Regions from separate parts of the Mus musculus genome. Here region 1 is linked to region 2. The links are chromatin loops, found by intact Hi-C in ENCODE. Cell type or tissue: left cerebral cortex. All regions are shown on one strand.

Region 1 (2,500 bases), 52 kb before region 2:
AGGATAGCAAATGAGGGATGGTGTTGCCACCCCAGTCACATCCCTGACCCATAATTGTTTTTGTCTGAAAGAATTACAGGGATGGAAATGGAGAGGAGCCTGAGGAAAAGAAGGTCCAGTGACAGGCCCAGAGTGGGATCCAGCTCAAAGGGAGGTCCCAAGGCTTGACACTATTACTGAGGCTGTGGAGTGCTCACAAAAAGGGTCCTATCATGACTGCACTCCGAATGACCCAACAAGCAGCTGAAAGAGTCAGATGCAGATATTTGCACCCAAACAATGGACAGAAGCAGCTGACCCCTGTTGTTGAATTAGGGAAGGCTGAAAGAAGCCGAGGAGAAGGGCGATTCTGTAGGAGGACCAACAGTCTCAATTAATCTGGACCCTTGAGATCTCTCAAACACTGTACCACCAAACAGCAAGCATAGACCAGCTGATATGAGGCTCCCAACACACATACAGTAGAGGACTTCCAGGTCTGTGTTCATTCAGAGATTATGCACCTAACCTCTAGGAGACTGGAGGCCCCAGGGAGTTTAGAGGTCAGATGTGGTGGGGGTTTGGGGGGGGGGGAGGTGAGGATATGGAGAGGTGGAGGGTGGGGAATAGAATATGGAGTGTAAAAAATAAATAAAAAATAAAAAACAAAAGAGAGGGTAGGTGGTAAAAGCTACACACACACACACACACACACATATATACACACACACACATATACATATATATACACACACATATGAGAAAAGGTCAAATGACAGTTAATACAAAATTAAAAACAAGTTCATGTATAAGCAATCTCATTTCAGTTGGCTTTTTCTATACATTTCCAGATCTGGAAAGAAGCAAAAAATTATGCTCCAAAATGTTTGGTAGGGTGAATGCTGGCACCCTAAGCATAAAAGGGAGGGCAGCGCTGACAGTAATATATATATATATATATATATTCAGTACCGTAAGTACAATTTTATCTCCCTCTTTTCTCTCTTTTTACTAGACCATCTTCTTCTTCTTTAAAATAGAGCTTGATGGGATATAAAGATGACTGTTATTGCACATATACAGATTGTAGGCGATCCCATTTCTGAGCCCACTTTACTCACCCACGCCTTGGTTAGGCAACGGTCTTCTGAAACAGTGAGCCACATAAACATCTGGTGCATCTATCCTTGGATCTGGAGAAGATGGCACAGGAACATGACAAATGGAAAGCATGGTTATGTACAGTTCCAAGTTTTTATCTCCTTTCACAATGAAAAGCGCACATACTGTGTGAGTTGTAGTTTAACTCAATGAAATTAACATATGACATCTTCAAATATTTACATGTTTGTTGTAGTTCAAGTATTTATACCTTTGGGATAAGAATTGCTTCTCTAGGAATTTATTAGAAAGAAACAAGTATATATACAAATGGATAAATTTTCATGTTGTTTGCAATAAAGGAAAGTTAGAAAAAGTTAAACAGTGGGTTTACCTATACAAATTAAGATTTTTTTTTTACAAAGTAAAATATTTTGCTGCCATTGATTCACATGAAAAATGATTATAAAATACTCTAATTTTAAATGAAAAAGAAACATGCAAAATAACACAATTATATCATTCATTAACATGTGAAGTTTATATACAGACAGAAATTTAAAAATATTATTTTTACTTTATATATATATTTTTTTTAAATTTCAGACAATTTATTGTTATGGAAAGAGTGGCATCTATATGTTCACAGCCAACATCACAGTTCTTTTTACTCAGATCTTATCTTGAAGGCCTGTCATCAGATTTTACCTTTTAAAATTTTTCTAGTGAAATTAGTACAATTTATGTAGAAACTTATAACTCCCACTGTGTTTTCCTTTGCACACCCTCATAGACTACATTTATTGTTGTATGTACGCACATATTTAAACAAAAGCAATATACATCAAGCCAATAGCCAACATCAATTAAATGGAGAGAAACTTGAAGCAATCCCACTAAAATCAGGGACAAGGAAGGCAAGGCTGCCTATTCTCTCCCTATCTATTCAATATAGTACTTGAAGTTCTCGCCAGAGTACCAAGATAACTAACGGAGATCAAGGGGATAGGAATTGGAAAGGAAGAAGTCAAAGTATCACTATTTGCAGATGACATATTATACTTATGTAACCCCCAAAATTCTACCAGAGAACTCTTATTGCTGACAATCAACTTCAGCAAAGTGGCTGGATATAAAATTAAGTCAAAGAAAAAAAATCAGTAGCCCTAGTTTATACAAATGACAAAGGGGCTGAGAAAGAAAACAGGGAAACACCACCTTTCACAATAGCCACAAATAATATAAAATATCTCGGTGTATCTCTAACCAAGCAAATAAAAGACCTGTATGATAAGAACTTCAAGTCCCTGAAGAAAGAAACTGGAGAAGATATCAGAAGATGGAAAGATCTCCGAAGCTCATGGATTGGTAGGATTAACTTAGTGAAAATGGCCATCTTACTAGAAAAAAATGTACAGAT
Region 2 (2,500 bases):
AAAGGTGTGCAGGTTCTGTATTAAATGAATACTACAAAACCTGTCCAATTGTATTTAATTAAGAGTGACAGATCTCTGAAAACTAAACTAGTAAGGATACAGGAAATTAATTTCAAATTCAAAGATTTTACAAAACTATCCGTTACTACAAAGCAAGCTTCCTAAACAGATATCCAATACCAGATGTTCAGTCCTACAAAGAATATACACATAAGCAATATTCAATAGGCTTCTGCAAGTTGCATTTATATATTTATTTAAACACACAATGATAATAAATAGCAAAAGAGGATATGTATCTGAGAGGGTTGGAAGGGGGATAAATGATGTAATTATATTTTAATTAAATAAAAAATTTAAGATGATGAGTGGATATGGAATGGGGGTGTGAATTTTAGAAGAGATGAAGGGGGATATATTTATAACCTGTCAGTATGTTTTATGAACAAAAATAAAACTTAAAAAATCTGTTGAAACAAGAGAGACAAATCACGTAAATAATTTAGTTGAAAAACTTCCACAGTATATAGCCAGGCCATTTACATTTTATATTCATAACTAAACACTACACTGCAATAGTAAATGGGGATTGTCTTCACGCATTAAAAAGTACACAAGAAAAGTTATAATTATTCAGACAATAAAATGTAGCAATAGTGTAAAAACTTTCCCCTTTCTCTTGAACTTTCAGTTGACCCGAGCTTCAGTGTGTATAACTTAAGTTTCTCTTTAACCGTGATCATTACTGTATATTTAACTTTTAAAGCCAATGACACCATTTGTATTGGAATAGCTACCAGAAGGTCCGGCTGGAGATGACCACTGTTGCTTCTAGGCAAGCCTGAAATTGGCATTTTACTAAAATGACATTTTCCTCCTGCTACACATGCCAGTGATTGTGCCTTTGGGGATAATACAGTTTTAGGTATACGTTTCCTCTTTTCTTATTTGCAATGAAATCATCCTTGCCAAGCTTTTACACTTTGGAGGACACCAAAAGAATTTACCAATTTCACAACTACTGGTGTTTGGTTCTCTCTAAAAGCGAGCCTTTTGACCACCGCCGACAAACACCTTCTCAGCCCCCGGTTGACGTCTACAGACGAGCGCGTTCGGGGGCGCGGACGGCGCGGAAGGCCTCGCGAAGCTTCATCATAAACGCCAACTGCAGTCGAGAGAGCGGTTTCTAGGTGACATCTCGGGGCGGAGACCGAAGCTTCAGCCCCGGATGACGGCTCGAAATTACGACAACCCGCCGGGACGCCCGGCGGCAGCTCCTTACGTGCGCGGACGAGGCGTGCAGGCGCTAGGCGCCGGAAGCCCGCGGACGCCGGTCCGCGCCCGAAGCGGCGAGCGGGGGGCGTGCGGCCGCGCCAGGCCTTCTCTCGGGGCGGGACCCGCGCGGAGCCTCCTCACTCACGCGGGCCCCGCGCCGTCCCGCGCCGAGGGCCGCATTTCCCCCGCTCCCCGCTGCCTAAGCGGCGCGTCCGCCGCCCGCCTCGTTCCCTGGGCCTCTTCAAGTCCGCCGGTCGTCCCACCCCTGCCGGGAGAATACTTTAGGATGTCCCCCAGGCACCGGGCGACGACAGGGTCAGAGCAAATGCCATCGAAATTCAGCGGTCGCTGAGAGAGCAGGCCGCTTGTTGCCAGGGCAACGGCTGTACTCTCGCGAGACTTTGGGGAGCTTTAGTGATTTCTTCCTAGGGACAGCTGTGAAGGTGGTGAGGTTTTTGGCGGGAGACATTGATGCTAGGGGATGATGGGAACTCCTGGCTTGGCTTATGGTATGGACCGGTTTGAGCATTGCAGGAGGGAGAGTTTAGCACTGGGGAAGATGCGACTGCAGTTTGTTCTGAGTGACTATAACTTGTTTGCTAGGTGCCTGCGCTGAGAAGGCAGTAGAACATACAGTTTAAGGCTTGTGTCTAGAGCCCCCCTTGACTTTTAACAACCTGATGACCACGGGCAAGTTAATTTTCTGAACTGAACCTTATTAATAAAAATGAACTAATTTATTTGAAGTTAAAAGGTTGAGTTCTATTTTGCACAATTATAATTCATTCTTATTCTGGAAGTGAGACTTAAAATACTTGATTTGGAGGAGTCATGGTTATATGTATAAGGGTAAATTCTCAAAAATTTCATCAGCTTAGAAATTCTTTGTTAGCCAACACTTTCACAAAGCAAATCTCCCACCTTGCCTTATTTAAGTCAATAAGACCCCCACAGCAGTCTTAGGATCTGTGTTTGTGTGTGTATATTTAACCCTGATTTGTTGGTCACTTTTCACTTTGGTGGATAATACAGTTGGAACAGTTTTCCAAGTAAAGTTAATAAAAGAAAAACCCATATAGACAAAAAGAATGAGGAGGTGTTCAGTGCCCTCATGGTTCGCATTAAGCGCTTCAGTTTCAGCATGGAAATGGGTTAGCATCTCTAGATTTGTTAACTTTCTGGGAATGTGTTTGTGTCAGACCTTGAGACTTTCTGTTTCTTTGGG

What was found. Hi-C counts contacts between places; a loop is a spot of excess contacts. Peaks named below come from ENCODE experiments on the same cell type or tissue, not always from the same donor. Only the 100,000 strongest peaks of a DNase experiment are listed, where the experiment ranks them.
Region 1: it touches region 2 in a loop (4-fold over the local background); 2 of 42 quality-filtered maps call a loop at or near these places.

The regions. Positions count from the first base shown.
Region 1 is chr6:34,831,177-34,833,676 of GRCm38, reverse strand. Agbl3 (ATP/GTP binding protein-like 3) reads right to left here. Exons shown (of 20, transcript NM_001289656.1): 16 at 1,101-1,172. Among named protein-coding and RNA genes, the nearest start is that of Gm46957, 17 kb to the left of the region's middle. In left cerebral cortex, no CTCF peak of the experiment used is centred here; a DNase peak (open chromatin) is centred at 1,129.
Region 2 is chr6:34,779,567-34,782,066 of GRCm38, reverse strand. Agbl3 (ATP/GTP binding protein-like 3) reads right to left here and starts at 1,635. Exons shown (of 20, transcript NM_001289656.1): 1 at 1,008-1,635. In left cerebral cortex, a CTCF peak has its summit at 1,253; DNase peaks (open chromatin) are centred at 1,199 and 1,658; H3K4me3 peaks cover 1,422 bases; H3K27ac peaks cover 1,385 bases.